Linked DNA regions of Homo sapiens: region 1 is linked to region 2. A link is a loop called in an ENCODE intact Hi-C map of the cell type or tissue named here. Cell type or tissue: thyroid gland. All regions are shown on one strand. Each heading gives the region's core, and the rest is flanking DNA. Links, peaks and the distances in the headings are about the cores only. Region 1 overlaps PITPNA (phosphatidylinositol transfer protein alpha). Region 2 holds the start of TRARG1 (trafficking regulator of GLUT4 (SLC2A4) 1 (gene/pseudogene)).

What was found. A loop is a pair of places that touch in the nucleus more often than their neighbours do. Peaks named below come from ENCODE experiments on the same cell type or tissue, not always from the same donor. Only the 100,000 strongest peaks of a DNase experiment are listed, where the experiment ranks them.
Region 1: it touches region 2 in a loop (2.4-fold over the local background); 7 of 110 quality-filtered maps call a loop at or near these places.

What each region holds. Positions count from the first base shown.
Region 1 is chr17:1,549,154-1,557,480 of GRCh38, forward strand. It overlaps PITPNA (phosphatidylinositol transfer protein alpha), which reads right to left. Exons shown (of 12, transcript NM_006224.4): 3 at 3,851-3,996. Among named protein-coding and RNA genes, the nearest start is that of PITPNA, 9.5 kb to the right of the region's middle. RefSeq lists enhancers at 1,474-2,388, 6,663-6,732 and a silencer at 7,149-7,349. In thyroid gland, for the core only: no CTCF peak of the experiment used is centred there; DNase peaks (open chromatin) are centred at 4,738 and 6,630; H3K27ac peaks cover 2,599 bases.
Region 2 is chr17:1,272,525-1,280,792 of GRCh38, forward strand. TRARG1 (trafficking regulator of GLUT4 (SLC2A4) 1 (gene/pseudogene)) reads left to right here and starts at 7,138. Exons shown (of 3, transcript NM_172367.3): 1 at 7,138-7,864. The coding sequence starts at 7,478. In thyroid gland, for the core only: a CTCF peak has its summit at 3,814 (motif pointing right); a DNase peak (open chromatin) is centred at 3,817.

The DNA of each region.
Region 1 (8,327 bases), core at 276-8,275, 280 kb after region 2:
CCTTGGCCTCCCACGGTGCTGGGATTACAGGCATGAGCCACCGCGCCCGGTCTCTTCTACTCAATTCTTATCTCAGGTTACAGAACAACATGTACAGTATAAGCCCCCTGCTTTTTTTTTTTTTTTTGGTAGGTGTGTGGTTTGACGGAGTAGGAAAACATTTAGAATTTTTTTTTTTTTTTTGAGACAGTCTTGCTGTGTCACCCAAGCTGGAGTGTAGTGGCTCGATCTTGGCTCACTGCAAGCTCCTCCTCCCAGGTTCAAGAGATTCTCCTGCCTCAGCCTCCCGAGTAGAAGGGACTACAGGTTCCCGCCACCACGCCCGGCTAATTTTTTGTATTTTTAGTAAAGACAGGGTTTCGCCATGTTAGACAGGATGGTCTCAATCTCCTGAGCTCATGATCTGCCCGCCTCAGCCTCCCAAAGTGCTGAGATTACAGTGGCGTGAGCCACCGTGCCTGGCCTAGAAAGATTTTTTAAAATTAAAATGAAAATGGTACATATATTCCTTTTCCTTTTTTTTGTTTGTTTTTGTTTTTTGAGATGGAGCCTTGCTCTGTCGCCAGGCTGGAGTGCAGTGGCACGACCTCAGCTCATTGCTTCCTCCATCTCCTGGGTTCCAGCAATCCTCCTTCCTCAGCCTCCTAAGTAGCTGGGACTACAGGCATGCGCCACCACGCCCAGCTAATTTTTGTATTTTTGGTAGAGATGGGGTTTTGTCATGTAGGCCAGGCTGGTCTCGAACTCCTGACCTCGGGCAATCTGCCTGCCTCAGCCTCCTAAAGTGCGGGGATTACAGGCGTGAGCCACCGCGCCCAGCCGTCCTTGGTTTCTAACAGATAATCTGTCCAGTCTTTGGCAAGCTCTGGCAACCTCATCAGCTTTAGTGCCTCAGGCCTAAGAAAGAAGAGCAAACTAGAGCAGAGAGCTAACCTGGAGCACTTGGGGCGGCCTCTGTGATTCACGAACTCACTGCCATCCCCATTCAGGCGAGTATTTCTAGGTCCAGGCAGGGGGACACACAGAGAAACCAAACAGATGTGGCTCCCACCCTCAAGGAGTTTCCGGTCTACTGGGGCGTGTAACTAGACAAGGCCAAGCACAACACTGTAAGTTCATGCCATAATGCGGTGGGCACAGGGCCCTGGGTGGCGGAGTGCTGTGAGAACACAGTGGGGGACATGCAGTGCACCGGGCAGGCTCTGCGAGGAAAGTCAGGATGAACCAACACATGGGACAATGAGTGGGGCTAAGCTAAGAGACAGATGGGAGTGGGGTGGGAAAAGCTGGAGAAAAGAGGGACAAGTTCAGAGTAACCGGTGCAGGTACAAGGTGGGGAATTCAAGGAGACACCTGAAGCTGGATCCTAAAAGATTTTTTTGTTTTTTTTTTGAGACAGGGTCTCACTCTGTGGCCCAGGCTGGAGTGCAGTGGTGTGATCATGGCTCACTGGCAGCCTTGACTTCCTGGGCTCAGGTGATCCTCCCACCTCAGCCTCCCAAGTAGCTGGGACTACAGGTGCACACCACTATGCCTGGCTCATTTTTGTATTTTCTGGTAGAGACAGGGTCTTGCTATGTTGCCCAGGCTGGCTAAAAGGTCCTATAAGTTATGTCAGACAGCACGGACTTCGTCCTGAAGGCAAAGGGAAGCCGTCAGCAGTTTTGGCGCTGGGAGTGACAGACCATCCAGACTGAACACTTGAAGCGGTGCGGAGAACTGAAAGGCAGGGAGACTCGTTAGAAGCTGCTGTAGTAATCCAGGCAAGAGGTGGCAAGGAAGGGACATGTTGGAGACGCTGAGGAGATGGAGTCAGCAGGACCTGATGGGACACGAAGGGCAAGTGAGAGTGTTGCGGGGCGGAGTCAGCGGGACCTGATGGGACACGAAGGGCGAGTGAGAGTATTGCGGGGCGGAGTCAGCGGGACCTGATGGGACACGAAGGGCGAGTGAGAGTGTTGCGGGGCGGAGTCAGCGGGGCCTGATGCGATAAGAAGGGCGAGTGAGAGTACTGCAGGGGAGCTCTGCTTTCTGCTTTGGGCAGCCAGATGGCTGACACAGTAAAGCTTCTCTTGTCACCATGGGGAGAGGTAGTGGTGGCAGTCACTGCTGGCCTTTTCTTTTTCTTTTTTTTCTTTTTTTTTTTTTGTAAGAGACAGGCGGGATCTCATTCTGTGGCCCAGGCTGGAGTGCAGTGGCGTGACCATGGCTTACTGCAGCCCTGACCTCTTGGGCTCGGGTGATCCTTCCACCTCAGCCTCCTGAGTAGACAGGACTACAGACACTCGCCACCACACCAGCCTAATTTTGTTTATTTTTTGTAGAGATGGAGTCTCGCTATGTTGCCCAGGCTGGTCTCAAACTCCTGACCTCAAGTGATCCATCCGTCTCGGCCTCCCAAAGTGCTGGGATTACAGGCGTGAGCCCCCGAAGCACCCGGCCAGGTTCCATCTTTCATATGTAGAGACCTCGTCTCTGTCAGTTTGGTTGGACCAACTTAGTCTTGAGGAAACAATTGGTCCCTTCTACCTAAAATACCAACTTCACCATCTCTTTTCAAAATCCTCTTTAAGAAATACAAATACCAGAGGAGGAGCAAAACGAGACATGGAGAAAAAGTGTGCTGGTGAGGAGACTGAGTGATGGTGAGGTTCCTCCCCGCTGGACAGCACTGCTCTCCTCGCACCCCGGCACTGAGGTCCTGGACCCTCTGGCGAGGAGACTGGGTGACGGTGAGGAGACTGGGTGATGGTGAGACTCCTCCCCGCTGGACAGCGCTGCTCTCCTCGCACCCCGGTACTGAGGTCCTGGACCCTCTGGCGAGGAGACTGGGTGATGGTGAGGTTCCTCCCCACTGCACAGCACTGCTCTCCTCGCACCCTGGCACTGAGGTCCTGGACCCTCTGACACCATCAAAGTGACAGACCACAGTGAAGTGGGGCTTTTTCCAAATGAAAGTCAATTGATTTCAGTTCAGTTTAGAGACTAGAAATTAAGATCCAGCTTTCAGTTTCACAGCAGTGTGGATGGACTTAAATGTCACTGAACTGTATACTTAAAAATGGTTAAAATGGTGAATTTTATGTTACGTGTACTTTATCACAATTTTTAAAAAGATTCAGGTTTACCTTTACCAGTTCTGGATAGCTTCTAAAACTAGCTTGGTTTGACTTCCACTCAAGCTGATGTATAATTAATACCATCAACGCCCTTTGGGTCTGCTCACAGTTTGCTGAAACATTACTGTTTTCGTTAGGGATTTAGCAAATTTGTGTAGTTTGATATGGATTCCAGTACACAAATCAGTTCAAGCTTCATTTAAAAATGCTGATGCCTTTGATCCAAAGAGAGGTACCAAAATTTCTCTAGCGATCGATTTCACGATATCAGAATTAAAAACCCTACCAGCCCAGCAATTCTAGGAATTCAATTTTAGGAATATTTGCTAAAAATCTGCATATACAAGTACATCAGAAGATCTACACAGAAGGAGTTTTACTGGATTATGTAGGCATCTGGAAATGACTAGAAATATGCGTCAAGACAGGAGGGTTCAACAACCTATAGCACTTCTGTCCCCCATGATACTGTGAATCCTACACGGACTTCAGAGACCGAGGCAGACAGAACAGGCTGGGAGAGGAGGCCATGATAAGTAACAACAAAAAAGGAATAGTATATTCCCATCTATATAAATGTGAGTATAACATTTATACAGTCAGTATATAACTATTAATTGTTAGGATATAACAATTAGTATAATCCCATCTATATAAAACAATAAAGGAAATAACACTCATTCACACACACACAAAAGCCAGCATCCGGCCCCGCTGCTCATGCCGCATACCTCTGCAGGTGGTAGATCTTGTGTGTGTACTGGCCTTTCTCACCGTCCTTCTCGTAGGGCTCATTCACCAGGACCTCCACGCCTTCGCCACCACCCGTTTCATTTTTACTGGCCTCAGCCACAGAATACAGCTGCCCCACTTGATACTAAAGGACAGAGACAGATGTTATTCTCAACACGGACCCTTCTCAACGGTTACACGTAATCCAGCTGCCAGTAAGTGTCTAACTGGATCTCCCTGGGGTCTCCTCATGCAGGAGCTGGTTCTGGAGTTTCACATCAGGCCTTGCCCAAACCCACCCAAAGCAACTGACAGTGCTGCTCCATGGCCCCTCTTGACCCATCAGACGTGTTTAGTTCATCCTTCTCATTTTCACACCACCCATCAGGGTTTATTTTTATTTATTTATTTTTTTTGGTAGAGACAGGGTCTTGCTATGTTGCCCAGGCTGGTCTCAAAACTCCTGGTCTCAAGCCATCCTCCCACCTTGGCCTGCCAAAGTGCTGAGATTATAAGCATGAGCCACCGTTCCCAGTCAATCCATCAGGATTTAAAGAGGCAGGTGAGTCTACTTAACCTGACACCACCACGCAGAAAACAGATTAGAGTCCAAAGGAGCTTTTGTGCTAAGCCTGCTTCTGGTATTAAGACCCCAGAAGACCTAGGTTGGTTGCTAGAAATCACTGGATCTCACCCATTTAAATAGATCCTAAGACTTGATTTCTTGTCAAAGAAAGGTGCTCAGCGCTCTGTGAAATCCGCAACCTCTATCGTAAAACTGGCTCATCTACTCGCTTCTTCTCTAGTCTTAGGCCTCTCCTCACCCCGCAAGTAGCTCTTTCAGGCAATGAAACCTCTTGACATTTTCCAGATTCCTGGTGGGGCCAAGCAAGTATTCCTGCTTCCCACATGAGATATTACAGATTCCTGCCCCACAGTCTGTGCCGGCTGGGTGCACCCTCTGTGTTGGCACTTACTACATGGCAAAAACCTAGTTTTCCTTTATTTGGGTCACATGCCACCCTATCAAGTCACCAGTCAACATGATTGGCCTCCTCTGACCCTGTCAGGATGGGCCAATGACCTAGGCAGTGCCCAGACTTAGCCCTTCCGCCTTCTTCTCTGAGAAGCTGTCCAGAGGAGAAAACAAGGTGAAAAGAAAATGAACAGCAACATTTGAGGCAGGAAATTATGTCTACACCAACGGATGTGTCTTTCCTACCGCTGCCGGTGCTAATCAGGCATGGCTGCTTAGGGAGTATGAGAAAAAGGAAAAAAGCTATGGGATTACCCAACATGCTGGGGGGTGGAGGGGGACAAAGGGTTTCCTCGAGCTCTATGCCCAACTCCTGGCACCCCCGGGGGGAAGACAAGGGTGTTTCTCTATTTTTTTTTTTTTTTTTTTTTTTTTTTAGACAGAGATCGCACAGTGGTGCGATCTCAGGTCACTGCAACCTCCGCCTCCTGGGTTCAAGTGATTCTCCTGCCTCCTGCCTCCTGCCTCAGCCTCCGAAGTAGCTGGGATTACAGGGACTGGGTTTTTCTCTCTTTGAGATTAAAACAGAAAGGATGTATCTCTAGGCAACTGCTACTTAAATCACTGCCTCCAACAGCAAGGACAGAGGCAGCTTCCAGAGCTGCTTCGCCTCAAACTTAGAAACCTGCTCTACCAGGCAGCTTCCTAAGCACTGCAGGGAAATTTCTGGGCAAAATCTGGAAAGTGAAGCAGAGGACGAGGACAATTCACTGCTCACCACAAGGCTGAAAGAGCCCTAACTTTCAAAGCAAAATCCCAGAACAAAATGCCATGAAAAGGGGCAGCAATCGAGGCTCAGTGAAATCCATACAGAGGAACATATGGGTGAAAGCCAGTCACCTTGACCTTGCTAATCCTAAGCTGCATCAGTGCTGCCTCAATGCCCCCCTGGAGCCCCAAGCTGTCCCTGTGCCTCTCCAAGTCCACCACCCAGCTAGGCACACATGAAAACCCGTCAGGTGGGTCAGGGCTTGGCTGAGCCAGGGGTGCCTAAGAAGGAGCAGTAACTCCGTTTCAGAGAAGAGCCGTAAGAACATCTAACCACTGACTCAGCAATCCTAAAGGACAGGCTGGGGAGAGGGCCTGGTGGAGGGGGCGAGGTTCCCAGCTAGTGGTACCACTTGGGAAGGGGGACCCCAGGCAGAGACTAATCGCCTTCATTTGGTTTCTCTTCAGCTGCAGGAATCAGAGGGCAGGTTCTAAGAGGATCAGCCTGTTGGCTGGCATCTTCCCCCTTCAATCTCTCTTGATATTCTGATCCTTTAATCCCAATGAGACAAGTGAAGGCAGTTTTGTTAATCTAAAGGGGTAAGCAAGACTGGCCTGCACAAGCTACAAGTGAAGGGCGCTTTTCACGTTAGAGTTCCTTTTGGCACAGCTGCTCTGCCCCCTGGGAAAGCAGCCAGACTCGGATGGGGCAGAGATAGGAGTGGGAGGGTCAGATCATTAAATCAGATTTAAAAAACTCCAACAGGACTGGGAATCTAGCCTCCTCAGACCTGCGATGATGTTCCTTGCTCTTGAGATCTGTTCACCTATCCCAGAGAACTAAGACATTCAACTAAGAAAAACAGACTCCACAACTTTGGCAATCTGGGAGGGGGAGCCCAGTGGGTGGGCCTGAAATACTGACATGAAACACGTCATAAACAACAGTACAGCTTTGGTCCCACCAACATGGCCCTGTCAGGCTGGGTACCAGAGGGGGACTGGTGCCGTGAATCTCTGGAAACAAGAAGTGAAGCAGCCCGGCCGACCTGTGCCAGGAAGCACTGGTGGACACACCCCGTCAAACAGCCAGGGCTTTCTCGCTCTGCTGCACAACGCCCAGACACTCAGGGTTAGACCAAAGGCTCTGGCCACCCAGAAGCTAATTCTGCCCCCAAAATATTGATGCAGGCCATCGGAATGATTACAAAGGCATGACCTTCTCTTTCCCTTTCTTCACTTTCCCCTAAATCAGAAAACTGCAAAGGCCTCAAGTCATGGCCTCCAATTTAGGAAGTGAATCCACCAGTCACAAGATGCTGAGCTGTTCCCATAGAAACTGTTAAGTCAGGATGGGGATGGGGTTACTGACAAAGACTCTGAGAAGGTTGATCATGAATTGTTTCTTCTTCGGCCTTCCCCTCCAAGATTTTTCTAATTCTCTGAAACTAAGTTCCGCTTCGACCCTACCCAGGCCACGTGGTACTTTCTTGTCAATGGTTTCTTGCTGAGAACGGGCTGACCACTGCCAGGCAGACAGGTGAATCCTGATCAGCACTCACTTCCCAAGCTTCTGCTTAGACTTCAGGCTCTGATTACTCAACTCCGCCCCACCACTTCCTCAATGCTGCAGAAAAACCATCACAAGTGAACACCCGCCAACTGTGGATGCTCTCAAGGTGGAAGTTCCCCTTTCCTTCCAGTCTTGGCCCCACCATAAGCCATCAGTGTCTGGCCCTTCAGCCTTACTCCAAGAACAGCCCCAGGTGCTCCAGGACAGGCTGGCCCTCCTTGGTCTGCAGCACTTCTCAGAGACACTCTCGCCCTTCGTTCCATCAAGAAACTCCCTATCAAAGGATCCATTTCACCCCTAATCACCACACTAAGGAAATCCCGAGTTCCTGGGGCACATCTTCCTAACGATCGGGGTGGGATCATCCTGTACAGCAGAGAGGACGTCACTGGACACCTCCCCAAGAGCTGAGTTTGAGGGCAAGGGACGCGCTGGGCTTTCCTGCTTGGCCTTCTGGTTTGGAAAATCATCGCTTGCTATTTTCAATAAAGACAGCACAGGCTGGGTGAAGTGGTTGACATCTGTAATCCCAGCACTCTGGGAGGCTGAGGCAGGAGGACTACTTGAGGCAAGACCAGCGTGGACAACAGAGTGAGACCCTATCTCCACTATTTAAAATAAATATTATAAAATAAAAAAAATAAAGACAGCATGGCCAAAGCAGGTGGGTTAACAAGACCCTTCCAAGCCAACACCTGTCAGCCCAGGCACCTGGTTCTCAGGCCCCAGGTACATCCCCAGTGCCTACAGGGATTAGAGCCATCTACCCAGCCATTCCCTCATTCTCCCTGGTTCCCAGGTTCCCCAGTCTCGTTTCTCTTTTCTGCCCTTCCCAGAACCCCAAGATCACGGTCAAGGCCCACCTCTGGCCCCCTCCCCAGGTCCCCACAGCTCTTATCAGATATGTAGCCCACCCCTGGAGGCAGTCCTCTAAAGGGCCAGTGTCTGCCCACCCCTCTCGGGGGCCAACAAGCCTGGATGTCTGTCTCAACTAAATGTGCTGCAGGCTCTGCTGGCCTGATTTCATTTTTCAAAGGTGCAGTTCATATTGGGAACAGAGTGGAAGTTATCACAGGAGCTTCATGCTGACACTGCAGGAAAGAGAGACGGAGCCCAGTGACTGGAGGCACTATACTGGCTGACGAACCTCACCCAAACT
Region 2 (8,268 bases), core at 269-8,268:
TGCCAACAGGAGAGGGAAGGGTTCCCCACAGCTAGCTCAGAGTGCGGATCCCACAGAAGCTAGAGAAACGCCATTAGGCGTAAACCCAGGGAGAGTTTCCCAGAGCACGTGGGGTGAGGCTCACCTCTACAGTTAAAAGTGCCTCTGCTGTCTGCAAACCCCAGCCCTGGCTGGCACGCTGAGCATCCTGTCCCCAGCCACAGCCCTTAGGGTTCCCAATTGCGCAGGGAGGCTGTGACACAGACCACGGGAAGGCTTTGACTCTATTGAGAGCGGACGTGGGTCTAGCCAGGAGCAGCAACGCAGGAGATGCTGGCCCCAGCCCTGCCCGCCGAGCCCCACAGTGCCACGGGCTGCCAGTGAGAAGGAAAGAGCCAGGCCTGCCCTGGTCCAGCCCCTGCTCAGCCGCCTCTCTCAGCCTCTAGTTCCTCCCCTCTGACATGAATGATTCCAGGATGGCTGTGAGGATTGTAAGTGGTTCGTAATGGACCGTTTCTGGCAAACAGAAGGTGTTCACAAGCTGTCATGTTTGTGTACTATAAGGATCCTGTGAGAAACCAGCTTGGACAAGGCTGTAGCCATGTTTCAGCCTCAGGTATTTATCCTCTGGAAACACAATATAAGGACCAGCAAGTCCTACTTTGCTAAATTCCAGAACTGAAAGAAGTAAGGGGGCCGGGTGTGGTGGCTCGCGCCTGTCATCTCAGCACTGTGGGAGGCCCAGAGGCAGGTGGATCACCTGAGGTCAGGAGTTCAAGACCAGCCTGGCTAACATGGTGAAACCCCATCTCTACTAAAAATACAAAAATTAGCTGGGTGTGGTAGCGCATGCACCTGTAATCCCAGCTACTCGGGAGGATGAGGCATAAGAATTGCTTGATCCCGGGAGGCAGAGGTTGCAGTGAGCCGAGATCGCGCGCCACTGCACTCCAGCCTGGCCAAAAGAGCGAGATTCTCTCAAAAAAAAAAAAAAAGAAAAGAAAAAGAAAGAAAGGTTCTTCTCCCCCATCCTATCACACTCTCAGCCTGGAAATAGCAAGGACACCCCTGCAGGCAGAATCCTGATGCGGCAGCCCCATGAGTTCAGTGGCAGGGATGTCACAGTTCTGGACTTCCAGCTCCTCACTGACCAGCTGAGTGATCTTGGGCCAATCACCTGGCGGCTTTGAGCCTCGGTGTTCCCGTCTGTATAATGGGCTAGAATAAGTACTTACTTCATAGGCTGTTTTGGAGAGTAAATGGGAGGATGCATTTAAAGCACTAGCACAGTGCTTGGCCCACGTAAACGCTGACTGAGTGGAGGCTGTTCAGACATATTCAGTTCACAAGGTTGTTACAAGGAGAGAATGCATGGGAAGCTGTTTTATCAACTGTAAAGTCTGGGACACATTGGCTGCTAGCATGGTTTTTCCGGGGCTGTGTGTTTGGGTGCTGTATGTTTGCCTAGGATTCTGAGTTTGTGATATGTACATATTTTGTGTGTGCTCACATAGATGTGTGGCTGCGTGGATATTTGTGTGGGTATCTATATACGTATCAACCTAACAGGTGCTTCCTCATCTCTCTGATGCCGCAGGGGATCCTGGGCCTGTGTAGCCTCCGTTACGTGCTGTTGAGGTTTTCTGGAACCCTTGCTTGATTTTTCTGTCTGCTTCCCAAGATCGTGTCCATTCTCCAAGATGACTTATATGTGGTGAAGAAAAGATTTTATGATTATTAAAAAATGGTGGTTTCCACTGAGATCACATGGGTTTGCCCAAATATTGTTTAAAAGGCACAATGATAGGCATGAAATGCATAGAGAAAGGAAAATGCCAGGAAGGAAAGACGCACGTGTAAGACAGAGCCGCCAAGCCATGGCTCACTGTAGCCTTGACCTCCTGGGCTCACGTGATCCTCCCACCTCAGCCTTCCTAGTAGCTGAGAATACAGGCGTGTGCCACCATGCCGGCTAATTTTTGTATTTTTTGTAAAGATGGGGTTTTGCCATGTTGCCCAGGCTGGTCTCAAATACCTGGGGCTCAAGTGATCCTCCTGCCTTAGCCTCCCAAAGTGCTGGCATTACAGGTATGAGGGGCCTGGCCTTAATTTTCTTTCTTTTTTTCTTTCTTTTTTTTTTTTTTTTTTTTTTTTTTGAGATGGAGTCTCGCTCTGTCGCCCAGGCTGGAGTGCAGTGGCGTGATCTTGGCTCACTGCAAGCTCTGCCTCCCGGGTTCACGCCATTCTCCTGCCTCAGCCTCCCGAGTAGCTGGGACTACAGGCGCCCGCCACCACGCCCGGATCATTTTTTTTCATATTTTTAGTAGAGACGGGGTTTCACTGTGTTAGCCAGGATGGTCTCCCGACCTCGTGATCCGCCCGCCTCAGCCTCCCAAAGTGCTGGGATTACAGAAATGAGCCACCGCGCCCGGCCTAATTTTCATTAGAGTCTTCATCATTGTTATTTTAAAAGGTGAAAAATTAGGCCCAGCCAACATGGCGAAACCCCGTCTCCACTAAACAAACAAAAATTAGCCAGGCATGGTGGCAGGAGCCTGTAATCCCAGCTACTTGGGAGGAGGCTGAGGCAGGAGAATCACTTGAAACCCAGAAGGCGGAGGTTGCAGTGAGCCGAGATAGCACCACTGCACTCCAGCCTGGGCAACAGAGTGAGATTTGGTGTCAAAAAAAAAAAAGTGCAAGATCAGTCTCCTTAGGAAAACTCCCAAGAGGAGTAGGGATGTGTTTTGAGCAAGGACAGAAAGGAGACGCATCCCCAGTGGGTTCCTTCAGGTGGACCCGCCTCCCTGGATGTGAAATTCTGGGGTGCTTGCTGATGGGCGCACGATTACGTCAATGTTTATCACACTTTACAAAAGGACGTGCGTGTGTGTGTGTGAATGAGTGTGCGAGTGTGTGTGAGTGAATGTGTGTGGGGGTGACTGTGTGTGTGTGAGTGAGGGTGTGTGAATGTGTGTGGGGGTGAGTGTGTGAGTGTGTGTGTGAGGGTGTGTGAATGTGTGTGGGGGTGAGTGTGTGGGGGTGATTGTGAGGGTGTGTGAATGTGTGTGGGGTGAGTGTGTGAGTGTGTGAGTGTGTGGGGGGTGAGTGTATGAGTGTGTGTGAGTGTGTGGGGTGACTGAGTGTGAGGGTGTGTGAATGTGTGTGGGGCGAGTGTGTGAGTGTGTGAGTGTGTGTGAATGTGTGTGTGGGGGGGGTGTGTGGGTGAGTGTGTGAGTGTGTGTGAGTGTGTGGGGGTGACTGAGGGTGTGTGAATGTGTGTGGGGGTGAGTGTGTGAGTGTGTGAGTGTGTGAGAGTGTGTGGGGTGAGTGTATGAGAGTGTGAGAGTGTGTGTGTGAGAGAGAGTGTGTGAGAGTGTGTGTGTGTGTGTGTGTGTACACAGATGTCAGGAGGCTACTCTCTCACTCCTGGAGCAGAACTCCTGAACGGGGCCCAGGAAGGCTTCAGTGAGAAGAGGAATTGGCTCAATTGCACCTTCCCTGTCAGCCCCGTAGGGTTTCCTGACACCCAGTGAGACGCCAAGGATGAAAGGGCTGTGGGGCAGAGATATGAGGAGGATGTTTCTCCTTCCCCTGGGCTTCGGCTTGAACTTGCTTATGCTTCTGAGGTTTCTTCCCCGCCCCACCTCACCCCCCAAAGGACCCCTCATGGGCAGGTCCACTCCCCCGCACTGTTCACATCCCTGTCCTCTCTCAGCATCCCTCGCATGTAGGGTGCTCAAAGGTTGGGGTCACCGCCGGGAGCCCAAATCCGCTGCTGCCTCCCTCGGGCTCCCTCCACTCTGGTCATTCCCCTCATCACTACCTGCCACGAGGTGGCGCTGAGACTCCAGCATCCCACACGGGCGGAGCAAACGTGGGTCCCTAATTACCCCCGACCCCAGCCCGCCCAGGCAACCTCGTGCCAGGGACTACTCTGGGGACTTCTTAGTTTTTTCTTTCCTCCTTTTATTCCATCAAGAATTTAACATATAGCCGGGTGCGGTGGCTCACGCCTGTTATCCCTGCACTTTGGGAGGCCGAGGTGGGCAGATCACCTGAGGTCAGGAGTTCAAGACTAGCCTGGCCAACATGGCGAAACCCTGTCTCTACTAAAAATACAAAAATTAGCCGGACGTGGTGGTGGATGCCTGTAATCCCAGCTACTCGGGAGGCTGAGGTAGGAGAATCGCTTGAACCCGGGAGGCAGAGGTTGCAGCAAGCCTAGAGCCAAGATCACAACACTGCACTCCAGCCTGGGCAACAGAGCAAGACTCTATCTCGTGAGCCACCGTGCCCAGCCTGAAACCCCAATTTTTATATGAAATGAATTTTTAAAATCATGTGTTGAGGCCGGGCGCGGTGGCTCATGCCTGTAATCCCAGAACTTTGGGAGGCAGAGGCGGGTGAATCACCTGAGTTCAGGAGTTTGGGACCAGCCTGGCCAACATGGTAAAACCCCATCTCTACTAAAAATACAAAAATTAGCCAGGCGTGGTGGTGCATGCCTGTAATCCCAGATACTCAGGAGGCTGAGGCCGGAGAATCGCTTGAACCTGGGAGGCGGAGGTTGCAGTGAGCCGAGATCGCGCCACTGCACTCCAGCTTGGTGACAGAGCGAGATTCTGTCTCAAAAAAAAATTTTTTTAATTTTCTACTAGGCACATTTTTAGAACGTAAAAATAAGCAGATGAAATCAATAATGTTGATTTTAATAACGTTTTATTTATCCCAATATATCCAAAATATTATCCTTTCAATATACAATCAATAAAAAGTATTAATGAGATATTTTCCATTCTTTTTGTGTTTGGACCCAGTTTTCGATGTCTTGTGTGTATTTTACATCTCAACTTGGATGAGTCACATTTCAAGGGCTCGGAAGCCACATGTGGCTAGGGGCTACCGAATTGGGCTGGGTAGCTGTCGTCCCTCCACCCAGGGGTCAGCTCCAAGGCTGTACCATGGCATTCTGCCCAACTGGATACCGGCTTGGAGCCTAAGGGGTCTCAGGGACCCACCTAGCCACCCTGTGAAGGAGCTTTCCTGTTATACAGGATTATCGTATTTCTGGACGCTCATAAGCAGGGGAGCCCAGCTCGCTCCCAGGCCCCACACCTGGCCTCCCTGAGGACTGAGAGGAGGACGAGGCGGCTCCCCAAGGTCTTCATTTTGCAAATAACAATGGGTTTCCTTTATTGAGCACAATTCTCTCTCTCTCTCTCTTTTATTTTTTTGAGAGGAGTCTCACTCTGTCACCCAGGCTGGAGTGTAGTGGCATGATCTCCACTCACTGCAACCTCTGCCTCCCGGGTTCAAGCAATTCTCCTGCCTCAGCCTCCTGAGTAGCTGGGATTACAGGCATGTGCCACCACACCCAGCTAATTTTTGTATTTCTAGTAGAGACGGGGTTTCACCACATTGGTCAGGATGGTCTCAATCTCCTGACCTCGTGATCTGCCCACCTTGGCCTCCCAAAGTGCTGGGATTACAGGCGTGAGCCACCATGCCCAGCCTGAGCAAAATTCTTAATTTAATATAGTCAAATTTATGAAACCTGCAAAGTTCTCCCAAAGCCACAAACATTGTTTTTTATTTGTTTGTTTGTTTGTTTGTTTTTAGTTGGAGTCTCATTCTGTCACCCAGGCTGGAGTGCAGTGGTGCAACCTTGGCTCACTGCAACGTTCGCTTCTTCCCAGGTTCAAGTGATTCTCCTGCCTCAGTCTCCAAAGTAGCTGTGGTTACAGGCACCCACCACCACGCTAATTTTTGTATTTTTAGTAGAGACAGGGTTTTGCCATGATGGCCAGGCTGGTCTCGAACTGCTGACCTCAAGTGATCCACCTGCCTCAGCCTCCCAAAGTGCTGGGATTACAGGCATGAGTCACCGTGCCCGGCTGAGTTTTCAAATCTTATTCATTTCCAGGTGTCCTTTCAGCCCCATATCTCCCACTGAGCTGTGCGGCAGGATCTCGGCTCACTGCAGCCTGGACCTCCCAGGCTCAAGCGATTCTCCTCCCTCAGCCTCCCAAGTAGCTGGGATTACAGGCATGTACCACCACGCCCATATATTTTTTGTATTTTTTGTAGAGATGGGATTTTGCCATGTTGCCCAGGCTGGTGTCAAACTCCTGGGCTAAAGCAGTCCTTCTGCCTCGGCCTCCCGAAGTGCTGGGTTTATGGGCATGAGCCATGGCATCCCGCCTGATCGTAGGATTTTAAACTATTTCATACAACCACTTTCAAACCACACACACACATCCGTGGCGGCTCCAGATCACACTTGTAAAACAATGTAAGGAGGGGCGTCAGGAATATAGAAAGAGATGCCGAGGATAGAGAAGAAGGCAGAGACAGAGGGAGAAAACCTAAGAGAGAACAAAGGAGGAGAATCCGATAGGACAAACAGCCTGAGGCCCTTCCGAGCTGGCATCTGCCCGGAGCAGCTGACCTAGGGGCTCTCTGCCACCGGCTCTTTAGCACCCCAGAATCGTTCTGATGGGCATGAGGTGGACCCAACACTCCCCCTTATCCTCTTCCCCACCTGGTGGTGAGCTACGTAGAAACCTACTCATGGGGCCCTGCTGGTCCATGCAGGGTCCAGGCAGGATCCAGGGGCTACCCTGGTGCTCACATCTCCCCTTCCCTTCTGGAGTCGGGAGCCAGGCTTTGGCCTGGATGCTCCCAGCGGTTGGGGGTCAGGGTCTGGGTGGGATGTAATAGGGGGCCCTAAGGTCCAGCATTTCCCAACAGAAAGAAAGAAGTACACGCTTGCTTTGGAAGAAGCAGCGGAGGGCTCAGTTCCCAGGACAGCTGAAGACACATCCCTGTGGGGCCCAAAGTGTCTTTCTCCCCATCCAGAGACCCTGCCCAGAGGAGCAGGCCCTGGAGCTGCAACAGAAACCGGAGGCTGGCCCAAGTCCCTCTGGGCTGGGCTGGGCTGGGCTGGGCAGAGCTGGGCTGGGCTGGGCTGGGCTGGGGCAGAGGCAAAATCCTGCCAGGGTGGTTCTCTGGGGAGAGGGGAATTGAAAAGGAAAAGCATCACCAAGGAGGGGGAGAGGGAGGGAGGCCGTGTGCGCACACGCACACACACACACACACACACACACACACACACACAGCCTCCCTGACTGAGCCTGAGCCTCCCTGGGAAGAGGCGCATTCTTCTCTCTGCTCTCTGAGCTTTCCGTTGCTTCCCTGCCCATCTGTGCTCTCAGCAGCACCAGCAAAGTTGGCCTCAAACTTGAACAAAGCTGCAGGCTCCAGCGTCTTTCTGGGAGCTCCGCGGGGGCAGCAGGCAGGCCCCAGCCTCTGAACTCAGCTGGCTTGAGAAGCTCAGCCCAACCCTTCCAGCACCCAGCCGGCCCTCCGTCTCCTGAGGGACGCCCCTGCCCCCGACCTGGAGGCCCTCAGTCTGGGCTGGGGAATGGCGCGCTGAGGTCCCTCCAGAGCCCCTTGTCCCAGCCTGGAGCTGCAGCCGCGCAAGGCCCAGGCCCCCATGGCCCACCCGGTGCAGTCCGAGTTTCCTTCAGCACAGGAGCCAGGCTCCGCCGCATTCCTGGACCTGCCGGAGATGGAGATACTCCTCACCAAGGCAGAGAACAAGGATGACAAGACCCTGAATCTGTCCAAGACCCTCTCGGGGCCTCTGGATCTGGAGCAGAACAGCCAGGGCCTACCCTTCAAGGCCATCTCCGAGGGGCACCTGGAGGCCCCACTGCCTCGGTCCCCCTCCCGGGCCAGCTCAAGGAGGGCGTCCTCCATCGCCACCACCTCCTATGCCCAAGACCAAGAAGCCCCCAGAGATTACCTCATCCTGGCCGTCGTCGCCTGCTTCTGCCCCGTCTGGCCCCTCAACCTCATCCCCCTCATCATTTCCATCATGGTAAGTGCTGGTCTTTGTTCCAGGGGCAGGGGCTGGGCCCAGGGGTCGGCAGGTGTTTCCCCCAGGCAGGCACCAAACACTGCCCAGGGTGTGGAGAAGAGAGAGCTGGGAGTGGGGGGCTTGGGGAAGACTCCTTTCCTCACTGGCCTCCTCCTTCCTCTTAGAGAGGGGCCCCGGGGCTGGAAGAGCTCCTGCTCTGTTCTCTCATCTCTGCTTCTGGGCATCAGAGCTCGACTTTGCACCTGTGTCTGCTGGGGAGGGGCCCTCAGGGAGCTGCCTGGCGATACATCCCGCGGGGCAGAAAGATAGCCAGGCTGGGGGTCTTGCTGTTTTAGGAGGGACGGGCGGTCCCAAAGGGTCATCGCCAAGTGGGGCTGTCTCAGCAGAGGTTGCACCGGACGGGG